2 separate regions of the Homo sapiens genome follow, and region 1 is linked to region 2. The links are chromatin loops, found by intact Hi-C in ENCODE. Cell type or tissue: PC-9. All regions are shown on one strand. Each heading gives the region's core, and the rest is flanking DNA. Links, peaks and the distances in the headings are about the cores only. Region 1 overlaps PEDS1-UBE2V1 (PEDS1-UBE2V1 readthrough). Region 2 overlaps LOC105372649 (a long non-coding RNA gene).

Region 1 (8,328 bases), core at 273-8,272, 740 kb after region 2:
GCTTTAGGATGTCAATTTGAATCCCAAAGCATCTAAAACATTAAATTCTGTCCCTAATATGCCAAGAGGAAGAAAAGTACAGCCTGTTAAATATTAACGCACACTTTTTTTTTATTATATTAAAATCAGGCAATGGTCTGACAATAAAAAGGCTGCTTATGGAATACTGTTATGTTAAACTTCACTTACAGGATGTTAAATCCTTAGAACTAAGGTTTTCCCCCCAGAAAAAGATTAATGGAAACATCAATTGCTTTTCAGACTTGATAGTTGCTGCTTCAAAAGGTGGTTTTACACAAATACTAAATTAAAAAAAAAAAAAAAACCTTTAGTACACAATGAATTGCTTTTATTTCGGTATGCATCCACATTTCAGCATTTAGTGGTCCTGAACAGCAAGTGGAAAGACGCAGCAATTTGCCAGGAGGTCAAGCCCACCAATTTCGGGGATCTGCTGTGCACACCGGGTTCCTTCTTAATCCCTGCTGAGGATCTTGGGAAGCAGCAGCAGCACCAAAACCAAGGCATGCACCGGATTCAAGGTTCTTTTTGTTCCAGTTGTCAGATTCCAAACTAGACCCCAATGGATTGCAAGGATGACCAAATGAAAGCCCTGTTTAAAACTTCTTCAATTTTTAAAAGCAAAAGCAGTTACAGGAAAGTAAAACAATTCAGAGGGATCATGTGTGCTTACAAGTATCTTCATGCGGTCTTTCTCCAAGTTCAACCACCAAGGACTCCGAGAGCTGGCAGGTCTGAGTAACCCTGGTGACTATTCTTTTCACCTTATCAAAACCTGAGCTAAAAACAATGCATCAGCTGATGACAGCAGAGGGTGGCAGGGCTGAGGACCCAATATTCATTTCCCAGGCTGGTGGAGAGTGAGTGAGTATGGTTCCAAAACTAAACAAGGGAGGTCAGAGGCTCTTTCCAACCTTACCTGATGGCTTCTGGCCAAAGCAAGGAAGTGTCATGGAAGGTGTTGGGTGGTGACGGTGCAAAAAGGAACTTGAGGAGGAGGGAGAAAAAGCAGCACCCCTCGATAAAGGTGGGGGAGAGAAGATATGGGGAAAGCCCTGAATTCCTCACCGAAGGCCAATCTCAGAGGGGAGTGGAGGGGTTACAATCTATGCTTCGGCCAAGGGCGGGAGTGGAGGAGCGTGGGGACAGGATGATGGTTTGGAAGGGGCATCACTTAAGACTTAAAGAAACCAGGGGTGCAGGCGAAACACCCCACACACCTAGCAGTAGTCCCACAGGCTGCGACCTGAAACCTTCACATCTACTCTAACAAGCCCCCCAGGCTAGAGGGCTGTTGTTGCAGGGAGGGTGGGAGGCGGGAGGGTAAGGGGAGAAGGCAGAGACCCCAGGCCGTGTAATCAGCAGCAAGGTGATTGTGTGATGTGTCTTTTCACAGTTGAGTTAGATGTGCCCCACCAGTTATGATGGGAATCAATTTAAATAGACTTTCTTGATCCCAGAAGTTCAACTACGTGGACAGTGGTTACACTTGACAGGATGATTTGTTATAGCACAACTTATATATTTCAAATGGACAAAAAATTAGTATCATTTACAGTATCTTAAGATAAATTTCCTTTGAATGGGAGCTTCCTTTCCGGTACTTTGAGGTCTACAAGACGTATCTAGAAAATTTACTACTGTGGAAAATGAAGACTGATTAAATCGAATTGGGGGGAAGGGGAAGGGCCTGTGGTTTTTCTTTTTGATTAATTGCTGTAACACTGTCCTTCGGGCGGCTGAGGGAGTTTCATATTTTCTTTAGACATCATTAGGCGCCGAAGCTCTTGCAGGACAACTTTGATGCTATATGAATTCTGCCATTTTGCTAGCACTGATATGGCTCTTGGGTCCACCTACAACAAGGCAAACAAAAGCAAATTACTCTCAGACTCTCAAACAAAATAGCTATATGCCGGGGTTAAGCTAAGGTGCAAACTGGAGTAAGATGTACTTTTTAAGCTGAACCTGCTGCTAATCCTAATACCTTACATGCGGAATACCTACCTGCTAGAGTCCCTCCCTCCAGTCAGCCTGCCTTTCCCTTTTGTGCCCTGAACCATTACTATCTGGGATAAGGAAACGGTGGTACTGACACTTGGGTGAGACTCAACCCAGCCCTACTTGGCTCTTCAATAATGGCCGCTGCTGGGCTGGCGGCTGCCGGGCTCAGGACCTGTCCTCTTCACTGCGCCCAGGTCAGGGGGACAGATGTGCATGCAGGGCAGTACGGACAGCCAAGGCAAAGGGTGGCCAGGACACCTGCTCCAGTGACAAGGGCCTGCCACAGAGCCAGCACCTCTCAGGTTAAGGCAGCATTTCCCAAAATAAATTCCCCAAAGCACAGGTTGAGCTCTGGGCTCAGGACTTTAGGTGGAACTCAGATTCAGGATTAAACACTAAACACACTGTAACAAAGCTCATCTCTTTTCAATTTTCCAGTCTTCTGAGTATCTCAAAGACGAAGGCTTGGCGTGACGTTAACATGTGTAGCATCCCTTCAACACTTGCTGATCTCCTCTTTGAACAGGAGAGCAGGCCTCAAAGGCTCAAAGCTTTTGGCAAATGACACATGGAGTCAAGATTTATTAACATTGCTCTGTTTTTGTAATATTTACTGTTGCCATTATTGCCCAGTTATGACAACTGAGACAGGTTTTTCATTTATGGTAGTAAAAATAAAAAAGCAAGGCCATTAAAGGAAAAAAATATTACATGCCAGTGGTTCACAAATAAGGCCCAGGGGGGTAAAGGTGTAGCCCTGGGAAAGATCTTCCACGTCTGTGCCTCAGTTTCCTCATCTCTACCTCACTGGGGTGGCATGAGGAAAGAGCTCATATTTCAAAGCGACCAGCACAGAACTAGCCCAGGGTAAGTGCTATATGAGTGATCGCCAGATATAATTGGGAAACAGGCCCCATCCCAAATCTGTGCTCCTATGCACAGTGATACAGTTTATCAACAAATAACCAAAGAACCTAGGAATTGGGCCCAGTCTAAAAGCTCCTGATGTTAAGTACAAAGCAACTGTCAACTCCAAGGAACAAGTGGGACAGAGAAAACAACTTACCACTCCATTAGAACTATTTACTCCATTCATATTAATTTTTGTTACAAATCTTACAAAGGGGGGTGCTTCTGGGTATTTAGGTCCACATTCTATTTTAAGGCTGTATATTCGGTTTTCATAAATTGTCTGGAAAAAAAGAGTACGGAGATGTCACGCAATTACAAACAAAGCATTCAAAAAGGTAGAGCTTGTGAAACCCCATTTATCCCTGACTGTAGAACTGGTACATCTGCTTCCAGCATGGAGTCTACTTGTTCTGTGGTAGGTCAGCAGTTCTATACTAGTTCCTACACTAGTTTATATGACTTCCGGGCCTTGGGGGAATACAAAGAAGATGGAGCATTTAAGCTAGTACCAGTGAAGTTTTTAGTATTAAGTCTAATCAGAGGGACCTGTTTTTATGTTAATTTCTCTACTTTGCAGTCCTTCTCTGGGGAATGGTAAGAGGCATTCTCTATTCTAGGAAGCCGAGTTAAATGTCCACTCACCAGGATCATCAGCCAATCAGTTAAATAACACTATGTGGTATTAAAGCACAGAACAGGTCACTGCTTTAGAGAACCTCAAAATTAAGACAAGACGAGGGAGGGGTGCAGACTCAGAGCTGCTTCCCCCTTCTCCATCACTCCGGGGTTAGGCACTGGGTAAGGGATTTCAACTGGGGTGTTCCATCCCTCCCTGCAGTCTTTTTTTTTTTTTTTGGTAGTCTGACCTGAGAGATTACTGGCATTCAATGGGTGAGGCAGCACAGGGAAAAGCAGTCTTTTTTTTTTTTTTTTTTTTTTGAGACAGAGTTTTGCTCTTGTTGCCCAGGCTGGAGTGCAATGGTGCGATCTCGGCTCACCGCAACCTCCGCCTCCCGGGTTCAAGTGACTCTCCTGTCTCCTGAGTAGCTGGGATTACAGGCATGTGCCACCATGGCCGGGTAATTTTGTATTTTTAGTAGAGACAGGGTTTCTCCATGTTGGTCAGGCTGGTCTCGAACTCCTGACCTCAGCTGATCTGCCCTCTTCGGCCTCCCAAAGTGCTGGGATTACAGGCATGAGCCACCGTACCCAGCCAAAAACCGTCCTTCTTTAAAAGGCTAACTGTGCCTTTGTTGAGAAACACTGAAAAGTCCAACCCCCTATGCCAATAACCTCTTCACTGTACCATCTACCCCATAAGCAGGGAGATGCGCTCTGTTGCCCGGCTGTTCCTTCTGCTTGGAGCGTCCTGCCCCCACCTGAAATGCCTTGCAACCCTGAAGACCCAGCTCAAACACTACCTAGTCCCTAGCTTTCTATCCCATATGAAGTCACACTGCTATCACATGTGTCTGAAGACCACACTGAAGGGTGATGTCTCCCAGTAAAGAGTAACCCCCTCAAAGGCAGGGGCTCCCCTCTCTGTGGGTTCCCCTGTCAGGCATCAGTGCCTTCTCCGGCATCAGTACCCTCTCCGGCATCCGTGCCCTCTCCTCAGGAAAGGAGTCTTGTACTGCATAATTGCTCCCGTGTAAACAGCGGCATCTAGTGGTCTTTGGGGAGAATAAATCAGAGGATGTGATTTAAACCCTTGATTCAGAAGGCATTCATAATATACCCATGGAAACTTTTCTTGTCCACAGGGATCCCAAACTACAACCAAACCAAAACTGTGAATTTCTACCTACCCTCAACCTGCCCTCTTCCTCCTCAGTGAATGACATCAGCATCTACCCAGTTAGCTAAAGCAAAAACTAGCAGGCAACCCAATTCCCCTCTCCCTTACCCTCTACCTGCCAGTGGTCAGAAGGTCCCACTGTTCTACCTCTGAAAGAGACCCCACTGTTCTACCTCTGAAAGAGACCCCATATCCATCCACTTTCCTCCACCACCGTCACCTCTTCTGAACTCCCCCAAGTCTCTTTCTCTCTTGCTCCCGGCACAGCAGCCAGACCAACGTCTTAAAAACAGGAAGCTGTCTCTGCTGGCTTAACCCTCTGATGGCTCCTAGTGACCTGAAGAGGAAGCCAAAGTTCCCAGACTGACCCGGGCAGCCCTAACTGCCTCTTCTTTTACTCTTCTCCCTCCCCTGCCCACCATTCCTCTTCAACCTTGCCAAGTTCTCTCCACCTTGGGGCTCTCACCCCAGCTGCTTCCCCTTGGAAGTGTTCCCGATCCCCTCAGCCCCTCCCAACTGAGGCTCAGTTATGCATCAGACACCCTCACTAAACACAGAAAAAGGAGGGTGGGGGCCTTGACAGGGGCCCTCAACTGAATTGGTACTCAAATGTTTGTTGAATGTTTCTCTTCACACTTTTATATTATAAAATAAACACCTCATTGCAATTAAGGTGTTTCCTCAAAGAAAAAAAAAACCCAGTAAACAGAACAAGTAGGAAGCAAACAAAGGCATGACTCACATACAGATTTATGGAGAATATAACAGATCCATCCTCAGAACCTATCATAGTCTCCATCAACAACTATATACTCAGTGTTGACTGAATAGATCCTGAATGGAGCAAAAATCATGCTCCCTGGTTTTGTCACACAATTCAAGAATGAAATTCCTTACATTTTAAGGAATCAAATTTCTCACCACTGATATTCATCTGGTAATTTCACTGGAAGACAGTAAAAAAAAAAGCCTCAAGTCATCACAGACACACACCTGAAGGGTCATTTAAAAGCCCCAACCTAAGGCCGGGTGAGCTGGCTCACGCCTGTAATCCCAGCACTTCGGGAAGCCGAGACAGGCGGATCACAAGGTCAGTAGATCGAGACCATCCTGGCTAACACGGTGAAACCCTGTCTCTACTAAAAATACAAAACATTAGCCGGGTGTGGTTGTGGGCGCCTATAGTCCCAGCTACTTGTGAGGCTGAGGCAGGAGAATGGCACGAACCCGGGAGGTGGAGCTTGCAGTGAGCCGAGATTGCGCCACTGCACTCCAGCCTGGGCGACAGTGCGAGACTCCATCTCAAAAACAAAAAACAAAAAACAAAAAACCCCAAGCTAAGGCTGGGTGCGGTGGATGACGCCTGTAATCTCGGCATCTGGGGGGGCCGAGGTGGGTGGATAACCTGAGGTCAGGAGTTCGAGACCCATCTGGCCAACATGATGAAACCCTGTCTCTACTAAAAATACAAAAATTAGCCAGGCATATTGGCAGGTGCCTGTAGTCCCAGCTAACCGGGGGGCTGAGACAGGTGAACTGCTTAAACCTGGGAGGTGGAAGTTGCAGTGAGCCGAGACTGCACCACTCCACTCCAGCCTGGGTGACATTGCGACACTTTGTCAAAAAAAAAAAAAAAAAGCCCCAAGCTAGACTTTAATAGAAACCAGGGTTACAGGGTTTCTGGTTTTTTTATTTTGTTCATGAGTGCTCCAGGGACCTGCTAAAAAGGTTTCAGCAAAGGAAATGTGCCTGAAGGAGAATTGCTGGAACATTCTGCGTCTGTGAGAAATACTGCTCTTAAGATTCATTATTTGATCATGAAACAAACACTTTCCACTTTGTTGATATGGCTCATGCTTTGTGGAGCCGTTTGGCAGTGCTCATCAACATGTGAAATGGGCATGCTCAGACCAGCAGGCCCCTTCCTAGCAATTTCCTTCAGAGAGACGCAAACTTGTGCACAAAATGTGAAGCACTGTCTGCAATAGCAAAAATAACTACAATCTACATGTCTCCTTGCAAGGGACTATATGAACATGGCATATTCATATAACCCGGAGACTTCGTAGCCTTCTCAAAGGCCGAGGGACACTCCTTGGGCACACACACACATACGAAAGACTGGCAAAACATGGCACCAGGTATAGACGATACATTGTAGGATATGTATAGCCTATAAAAGCAGACATACACTTTCTTCCAATTCTGGATATATTTGTGTGCACACAGGCTACTTTGTCCATTAGGCACTACAGGCCCAGAGCCTGGAGATTATAAATTTTTCCTGGGCCAAATGCATACATATGAGATAACCCCAGTCTAATCATTAAAAAAAAAAAAAAAAAAAGACAAATTCCAATAGAGAGACAGTCTACAAAATACCTGACCAGTACTCCTCAAAACAGCCAAGGGCATCAAAAACAAGAAAAACCTGAGAAATGTCATTGCCACGAGGAGCCAGAGATATGATGACTAAGTGTAATGTGGTATCTTGGATGGGATTCTGGAACAAAAAACAGATATAAGTAAAAACTAAGAACACCTGAATAAAGTATGGACTTTAGCTAATAATAATGTATCAACGTTGGTTTATTGGTTGTGACAAATGTACCATAATAACATAAGATGCTAGCAACAGGGAAAAGGTAGCACAGGAAGTACTACCTTTGCAACTTTTCTATAAGCCTGTAAGTATTAGAAAATAAAATTTGTTTTAAAAATGTATGAGCTAGGCTAGGCACGGTGGCCCACGCCTGTAATCTCAGCACTTTGGGAGGCCAAGACAGGAGGACTGCGTGAGCCCAGGAGTTCAAGACCAGCCTGGGCAACAAAGTGAGACCCTGTCTCTACAAAAAGTAAAAAAAAATTAGCCAGGTGTGGTGGTGCGCCTGTGGTCTTGGCTACTTCGGAGGCTGAGGCAGGAGGATTACTTGATCCCAGGAGGTCAAGGCTACAGTGAGCTGTGATTGTGTCACTGAACTTCAGCCTGGGTGACAGAATGAGACCCTATCTCAAAAAAAAAAAAAAAAGTATGAGATATGAGAAAAGGAAAAAGGTATTAATTACAAAAATATGCAAGGAAAATTACAAAATCTAAACATACAAAAAGGAAACATTAGGTCAACCAGTCACCTGCTATTCAGTTCCAATCTTACATAGTTATATACAAATTACGTTTAATGTACAATGTGGGTACATGCTATGTTAGAATGCAGATCACAGTAACTGTTGGGGAGAAGAGTGGGGATATGGCAGTTAGGGATAAATCAGGAAAAAAGACTCCACACTAGGTTTTATAACAGAATTTAATATAAGACATTGCTTAAACAGGCGTCAGTGGACTGAAAATGTTCAAAGGGAATCTAAGCTAACACAGATGTAATAACGAAATGAAGCAGGATGGAAACTCTTAAGGGAGGGGGGGATAAGCTGGAGTTTACCAGGGTTGAGTTTACCAGGGTTGGAGGCTAAGGAAGAGGTCTGAAGAGTTGAACTCAGAACTCTGAGGAAGGGGTGCTGCCTGGCTGCTGCTAGAACCTCCAAGGAGGGGGCTTGGCGGGATGTGATGAGGCTGGTTTTGTGAATGTCCCCAG
Region 2 (8,328 bases), core at 313-8,312:
AGCCTCGTCTTCATCTAGCGTCTGCACCCCCTAACCGTCTTTCCAAAGCCTCGGGGATGGCAGGGAAACTGCAGGGCTTGGGATCCCGCAGAACCAAAGAGTTGGGAGAAATCTGCAATTTTGAGACTGAAGGAACAAGCCTTGTCGTTATGTTGACACTGAAAATAGCTTTATGCTTCCACTCAGTGCCAGCTGAGTCACGGTCCTACTGACATCTCCTGCCCATTCAGGGCTTCCCACATTTCATCTCCCAGACACACTCTCCTGGCCCTTGCCCTATTCTCCTTATTGTATACTTAATTTTTTAATGAACTCTCTCCCTTCCCTTCCCTTTCCTTCCCTCTCTCTCTCTCTTTCTTTCTTTTCTCTTTTTTGGATGGAGTTTCACTCTTGTCACCCAGGTTGGAGTACAGTGGGGTGATCTTAGCTCACTGCAACTTCCACCTCCCAGGGTTCAAGCGATTCTCCTGCCTCAGCCTCCTGAGTAGCTGGGATTACAGGCGTGCACCACCATGCCTGGCTAATTTTTGTATTTTTAGTAGAGATGGGGTTTCACCATTTGACCAGGCTGGTCTTGAACTCCTGACCTCAGGTGATGTGCCTAACTCGACCTCCCAAAGTGCTGGGATTACCGGCATGAGCCACCGTGCGCAGCCCCTCCTTCCCTCCCTTGTCTCCCTCCCCCACTTCCCTCTCCCCCCCTTCTCTCTCCCCCTTCCCCCCCTTCCCTCTCCCCCTCCCCCCTCCCTCCCTCCCTCCCTCCCTTCCTCCCTTCCTTCCTTCCTTCCTTCCTTCCTTCCTTCCTTCCTTCCTTCCCTCTTTCTTGACAGAATCTCCCTCTGTCACCCAGGCTGGAGTGCAGTGGCACAATCTCTGCTTGCTACAACCTCGGCCTCCCAGGTTCAAGCGATTCTGTCACTTCAGCCTCCCTAGTAGCTGGGACTACAGGTGCACACCACCATGCCCAGCTAATTTTTGTATTTTTAGTAGAAATGGAGTTTCACCATGTTGGCTAGGCTGGTCTCGAACTCCTGACCTCAAGTGATCCACCCATCTCGGCCTCCCAAAGTACTGGGATGACAGGTGTGAGTCACCATGCCCAGCCTTCTTTTCTTTACTCAAATAAATTTATTTGAAAAGAAAACTACTTAAATATATGTTTAAAGAGGAAACATTTTATCACAATTATAAAATAAAATAAACAATAATAGCAAACATTTATTAAGCACCCGTAAGAGTGCCAAGCACTGTCTCAGCCTTTTATACATACTCACTCATTGGATTCTGAGTTAGATGCAATGATTATCCCCATTTTACATGTGAGAAAACTGAGGTTCAGAGAGGTTTGGCCACTTTGCTGGAAGTTGCAGTTAGTGAGTGGCAGAGTGGGGATTCGAACTCAGGAGCTGCACCTACTGCTTAGGTTCCCTGCACAGTATATCAGCCTCATGAGGGCAGGGGTTTTGGTTTCTGTGTCCCTGGGCCTAAAATAGTGCCTGACACACAATAATGCTCAATAAATACTTGTTGATAAAAACAAATGAATAAATGAATGATCAGTTGCTATACTAAGAAGACAATCAGGCTGGGCATGGTGGCTCACGCCTATGATCCCAGCACTTTGGGAGGCCGAGGCGGGTGGATCACCTGAGGTCAGGAGTTTGAGACCAGCCTGGCTAACATGGTGAAACTCCATCTCTACTAAAAATACAAAAATGAGCCAGGCATGGTCGTGGGCACCTGTAATCTCAGCTACTTGGGAGGCTGAGGCAGAGAATTGCTTGAAACCCGGGAGATGGAGTTGCAGTGAGCCGAGATGGCACCACCACTGCGCTCCAGCCTGGGTGACAGCATGAGACTCTGTCTCAAAAAAAAAAAAAAAAAAAAAAAAGACAATCAGAAAAATAAATACAATGGAAACCAGAGAAGTCCACTGTTGCCTGCTCAAGATGCTGAGCATGAAGCCTGTTCTCCTGATTCAGACAAGAAACCAGCCAGTGTGGAGTGATAGGAAGAACACACTCATAGCCAATGGAGACTTGCTCCTTGACAAATTAGAAAAATTATACTGGAATCTTGGCACTTTGGGAGGCCTAGGTGGGAGGATTGCTTAAGCCCAGGAGTTTGAGACCAGCCTGGGCAAAATGGCAAAACCCCATCTCTAAAAAAAAAAAAAAAGATACAAAAATTAGCTGGGTGTGGTAGTGGGTGCCTGTAGTCTCAGCTACTCAGGGGGTTGAGGTGGGAGGATCACCTGAGCCTGCGAGGCAGAGGTTGCAGTGAGCCGAGATCGGGCCACTGCACTCCAGCCTGAGCAACAGAGGGAAACCCTGTCTCAAAATAAATTAAAAAAAAAAAAAAGGCTTAAAAGGAGGCTAATTTTTTTCCTTTAGGAGTCAGTTGTTATAAACATTTTTAACAGTGAATTCACATACCATGCCATTCACCCATTTAAAGTGTACAGTTCAATTCTTTTCAGTATATAGAAAAAATTGTACAACCATCACCACAGTCCAATTTAGAGCATTTTTATCCTCCTCTGAAAGAAACCCTGTACTCGTTAGCAGCCTCTCCTTCCTCCGACCCCTCTAGCCCTCAGCAATCACTAATCTTTTTCTGTCTTTATGGATTTGCCTATTCCGGACATTTCATATAAATGGAATCACACAATATGTGGTCTTTCGTGACTAGCTGCTTTCACTTGGCAGAATGTTTTCAAGGTTCTCCCATCTTGTAGCCTGGATCAGTACTGGAGTCAGTTATTTAATGCTACATCCTGGGTTCGGGTAAAACGACCTAAAATGTGAGTCCCCCGCTTCAGGAAGCGCCGCTGTAATGAATAAAGAACCTTTTGGGGGAATCATAGCTCAATCTCTTCCTGGTTCTAAGCGGGCAGGTTCAGGCTTCCCTGCGGTGGGGTTGGAGCAGGAGGTTTATCTTTCAGCTGTCCTTGGGACTGGGCAGGAACTTGTTCAAATGTTACTGCTACTCTATCCTCCTTCCTAAATCAGGACTCTGGACGCTCCTGGGAATCACTGTCTGTTGCTGCTCTCTGGGAGTGTGAATGAATCACTGGGTGAGAATGTCAGTAGCACCTGTGTGTGCTGGTCTGGGGCGAGAATCCTGGGCCAAGGGGCAGCGGAGGGGAGAAAGAAGCAGATGGCCACGAGGCCAGCAAGGGGCTGTCCGACTCGTACCCCACAGCCAGCATTCCCTGCCTCTACCCGTACACTTGTTTTGGCTGCAGGAAGCTGTTTTAGGTGGAAATCATTTGATGTGTGTAGGTGCTGTCTTCCCAAACACACCGTGCTCGACAATTGCCCCAGCTCTGCAGGATAGACTTTTTGTAGCTCTTGGTAGCTACCCATTTTTTCAGCCTCTAAATAGTGGTGGTGCCTGTTTTAATCCTCTCATGGATCGTGTAAAGTAGGTGATCTTTTCCCCATTCACAGATGGGAAACTGAGCTTCAGGATAGTCACATGACTTGTCCAAGTTCTCATGATTAGGAAACGTTGGAGCTGGGCTTTGAACTGGACTGCAAAGCTTGTGCTCTTGACGAAATAGGAAGGCAGAGGCTGTGGTGGGGAGCAGCTTGGTTATGGGTACCCAGAAGGCAGAGCCGTTTCTTGCGTACCATAAAATGGGACATTTACCTTGGGTACTCCCTTTGGAGTGTGTTGCTGGAACTTGTGCAGGGACTTAGGGAATCTTCTGGGGAAGAGGCCAGCAATGTGTTGGGGATGGAGACGAGGAGCACTCAGTGTTATGTTTTGGAGCCTTGTCCTACACCTGAGGACCTCCAAGTCTATCAGTCAAGGCCCTTTGGGAAATGAGTGAAAGAACTCAACCAGCTCGAGCAAGGATAATTTATTGACTCATGTAAAGAAAATATCCAGGATAAGACTGCCTTCAGGTATGGCTGGATCCAGGGGTTTAAAGGTTGAAGCCACTGCCTCACTTTCTTTTGGCCTTGCTCTCCTCTCTGTTGACTTTGTGCTTAGGTAGGCATCCTGTGGTGGCACTAATGGCTGCCAGCAGCTCTAGGCTTTCTTCCTCCCCATTCTGCATCACAAAGCTGAAGACAGCATCTCACTTCCAATGGTCTCAGTCTCAGCTACAGGTCTGGGGTTGCTGCTTATTGACCAGGCTCATCTCACACCCCTGGTTCATATTCCTGAATCAATGGGTGGGGGGAGGGTGGGGGAATGCACTGTTTTGATTGGCCGGTGCTGGGTCAGGTGCATATCCTTGGAAGTGGAGGCATGGTCAGTCCTACTTGAACCACGTGAACCAAGAAGGAAAACTCGGGACCCTTGTATCAGAAGCAATGGGAATGGATGCTGGGAATGTTTCAGGCCACAGACATCCTCCTCGTGGGTGGCAGAGAAGCCACCATTCATCTCTGTGGCTTTGCTGCCAACTTGCCATGGGACCTTGAGCAAGCCACTTCCCTTCTCTGAGCCTCAGTTTCCTCATCTGAACAGCGATGATCTTTAAGGGCCCATACAGCCCTGAACTTTTGAGGCCAACAGGGTTTGTCTAGCCAACAGCCTGGCATCCTAGCTTGACAGGTCCAAGCTAAGGCTTAGGAATGCATGGCCTTCAGAAACCCTGGGGTCGAACCTGGGGCTGGGCGCCTGGCCTCTTGTTCTTGCCCATCCTGGCAGGGTACAGCCTGTGATGTGGGAGGGAAGGGTTCTGAGGAGGTTTCTTTGCACATCCCCAGCATTCTCCGTCTATAATTGGCTCCAAATGAAATGATCTCATCCCTGAACACTGAGGAAGAAAGGGTGGGGGTGAAGCTGCTCGCTGGCAGCATCTGACATAGTTTATGACTAACCCGCTTCCCTCCCGAGGCAGGGAGAGACGGTCCGCTCTCTCGAAGACAATGTACAATTTTGAAAAAAAAAATAAAAAAGTCTTGGTAAATAGATTGAGGAGGCTCCAGCCTCCTGGGCTTTTGGGAGGCCCAAGGCATTTTTCCCCTCTGCCCAAACCAGGTATCTTTTGCCCATTGCTCACAAGTCAACGTGACCCGTGCTATTACCATTCCCCAAACTTTTCACGTCAAACCCTGGCCGGGAAGGTGGTCAATGTAGCCAGTCCATCAAGCGATTTGTCCCATATGGATTCTCAATTGAGTTTTGTGGCCGGCTGGAGCTTGTTTAAATGCCCATACATTAATTTTGAAAGATGAGCTCCTAATCAACTTTTAAAAAGCTTGTCACAGCACCATCTGTTTGGCGTTTGTCACTATTGCATTACATAAGAGGAAAGACATTTTTAAAGAATGCGGCTACATTTAGTAATTGGATCGCCGGAGAGAAGCCAAACCGGGGCGGATGGCACCGTGATTCAGAAATGCCACGGGCCCTTCTCCGGGGTGTGGCGGCCTCCCCAAATTCCACGCGGTCTTGGCAGAGACCTGAGTGCAGCCCAGCTTGGGAGACAGGCTTGGGGTGGCTTCTTTTCCTCTTGCCTTGGTCTTCCTCTTATTTTTTCCATTTGTTCTCCCTCACCCCTTGCTACCCCAGTATTAGCAGTGACCAAGTGGCTTTACTTCCCTGAGTCCCAATTTCCTCATCTGGAAAATGGGATTCACAAGAGCACCATCTTGTGAGGTTTAAATGCATTAATGCCTACGGTGCCTGGCACGTGGTGAGTGCTTTATAAAGTGTTGCTATTTTATAAAGCTATGTCTGATGCATAGTAGGTGCCAACACATGTTCATTTTCCTTCCTTTTTCCCTTCCCTTTATTTATTTATTTATTTAGAGACAGGGTCTTGCTCTGTTGCCTAGGCTGGAGCACAGTGGTGCAATCTCAGCTCACTGCGGCCTTCACCTCCCAGGTTCAAGCAATTCTCCCACTTCAGCTCCCTGAGTAGCTGGAACTACAGGCATGCACCACCACACCTGACTAATTTTTTGTATTTTTTTTGGTAGAGACGGGGTTTCACCATGTTGGCCAGGCTGGTCTGGAACTCCTGACCTCAAGTGATCCATCAGCCTTGGCTTCCCAAAGTGCTGGGATTACAGGCGTGGGCCACCGTGCCCGGCCCCTTCCTTCCATTTAATTCAACAAGTTCTTAGGAAGTGCCCACGTTTGAGGCAGAGCTGGCATCATGCACATGCACAGCCATTTGCACAGGGCCCCACACTCACAAGAATGCTGAGCTTGGTTTAGCGTTCTGCTGTCGCTGGCTTGACATTCTTAATTTTTGAACAAGGGGCCCTGCATTTTCATTTTGTACTGGACCCCACAAATTATGCAGCTGGTCTCATCTGGAGGTCTAGAATGATGCTATGTCTTATTTGACCGTCTGATATTTAAAATAACAATAGAGTCAACGTTTTAAAATCAGGAGAGTTCACACAACAGTCTGGCTTATTTTAGAAAATTAGAACATCTTGCCACTGTGAGTCTGCATTCCCACACACTGCCACATGGGCTGGAGCTGGAGTCCTCTATACAGGCCACATCCGCCACTGTCCCCACCACTCCTGGAGGCTTTGGACTGAGTCTCTTTGCTCATTTATAGAGCTTCCAGCATGGTAGCTGGGATCATGGGCTTTGCAGCCAGGTATGTGTTCAGCTTTTCTGTTAATCATCACAGTAACCTCTCTCTTAGGGTAGTAAGGATTAAACTAGTTAATATAGGCAAAGCATCTGGAATATGTTGCACTGTTATTGCTACTGTTCTGCTTTATCCTGGTGCAGAAGCTCAGACCCCCAGTCTGAGGGCTGCCCCTCCGGGAGCTGGAAGCTGCGCCTGTGGCAGCTGGCTATGAAAGCGTCTCTTTCTGCTGTCCCACACAGCAGCCGTTGTCAATGTCCACTTTCTCTCCCTCCACCTGCAGCACCAGAGTTCACACCTTGGGCCCGCCCTCCTAGCATTATTTTGAGAAAAGGGCCTTCTGTCCTGTAAATAGGCTGAGTCATCCCTGCCTCAGGGCCTTTGCACACGCTGCACTTGCTTCCTAGAATACTTCTTTTCCCATCGCTTTGCTTGGCCATCTTCTCCTTTTGGTCTAGCTCAAATGGTACTTCCTCAGGGAGGCTTTTCCTGATCGCCTAAGAAAAGTAGCCCTGTTTTCTTTCCCCTGTCATACACATTCGCCTATATTATTTTCTTCCCAGAACTGGTTTGTTGTGTATCTCCCAGAGGACCAGGTCTGCCTTGGTCACTGTGATATCCCTAGCACTTAGGCCATTGCCTGGCACATGGTAGATGTTTGATAATTATTTATTGAATGAATGAAGGAAGGAAGAAAAGAATTCATCAACTCCTCATGACCACCCTGTAAAGCAGGGACAAGAGACCTGAGTCATGGAGAAGAGAAGGGACTCCTCAAGGTCGCACAGCCCAGAAGGGGCAGAAAGGGTGATGAGGACCTAGGTTTTCTGCTTCTACACCCCCTGTCCCCTCAACCCCCCAGGTGGGAAGCAGCAGAGACATTTGGATCTTTGGCTCGACCAGCCACCAAGAACGGGTCAAGTGTGCAGCAAGGCCCAGAGCACAGCGTCTGAGGGTGGTGAGAGCGATTCACCCAGGCAGCCAGGAGGCGAGACTGTTTACAGGGGCTAGCGGCTGTCGCCATGACAACCGGACAGCCTACAGCTTCCTGCGTCACCAGGGACGCAGGTTTGCTCTTGGCTGGGAAGCAGTGGGGACAATGGAGTGGGGGCTGGGAAATGGGGGGACCCTAAACACTCAGTCTTGGGGGGAGGCAGTTCTCATTTCTGGTTTTTTTTTTTTTTTTGAGATGGAGTCTCGCTCTGTCGCCCAAGCTGGAGTGCAGTGGTGCGATCTCGACTCACTGCAACCTCTGCCTCCCGGGTTCAAGTGATTCTCCTGCCTCAGCCTCCTGAGTAGCTGGGATTACAGGCGTGTGCTACCATGCCCGGCTAATTTTTGTAGTTGTAGTAGAGATGGGGTTTCACCATGTTGCCCAGGCTGGTCTGGAACTCTTGACCTCAAGTGATCTGACTAACTCAGCCTCCCAAAGTGCTGGGATTACAGGTATTAGCCACCATGCCCGGCTGGGAGTTCTCATTTCTGAGAGTTGCTTGAAGGCTGGGAGGGCCTGGTGATGCTACCTAAGTGTGTGTGTGTGTGTGTGTGTGTGTGTGTGTGTGTGTGTGTGTGTAGTGTCTGGGCTGTGTGGAGCCAAGCTGCCTGGGTCTGAATCTCAGCTTTGCCTCTTCTGTGCCGTGGCATTTTGGGCAAGTGAGTTAATCTCTCGGTGCCTTAGTTCCCTCTAATGTAAAATAAGGTGGACAGTAGTACCTCATAGGACTGTTATGAGGATTAAATGAGATAATAGT

Evidence for each region. Peaks named below come from ENCODE experiments on the same cell type or tissue, not always from the same donor. Only the 100,000 strongest peaks of a DNase experiment are listed, where the experiment ranks them.
Region 1: it touches region 2 in a loop (9-fold over the local background); 2 of 110 quality-filtered maps call a loop at or near these places.

What each region holds. Positions count from the first base shown.
Region 1 is chr20:50,081,038-50,089,365 of GRCh38, forward strand. It overlaps PEDS1-UBE2V1 (PEDS1-UBE2V1 readthrough), which reads right to left. Exons shown (of 8, transcript NM_199203.3): 7 at 3,092-3,217; 8 at 87-1,877. The coding sequence ends at 1,731. UBE2V1 (ubiquitin conjugating enzyme E2 V1) reads right to left here. Exons shown (of 4, transcript NM_001032288.3): 3 at 3,092-3,217; 4 at 87-1,877. The coding sequence ends at 1,731. Among named protein-coding and RNA genes, the nearest start is that of UBE2V1, 28 kb to the right of the region's middle. In PC-9, for the core only: CTCF peaks have their summits at 4,606 (motif pointing left) and 4,806; DNase peaks (open chromatin) are centred at 4,594, 5,604, 6,354 and 7,164; H3K4me3 peaks cover 1,240 bases; H3K27ac peaks cover 3,070 bases.
Region 2 is chr20:49,340,420-49,348,747 of GRCh38, forward strand. All of the region lies in intron 2 of LOC105372649 (a long non-coding RNA gene), which reads left to right. Among named protein-coding and RNA genes, the nearest start is that of SNORD12, 64 kb to the left of the region's middle. In PC-9, for the core only: no CTCF peak of the experiment used is centred there; DNase peaks (open chromatin) are centred at 4,792 and 5,322; H3K4me3 peaks cover 447 bases; H3K27ac peaks cover 1,185 bases.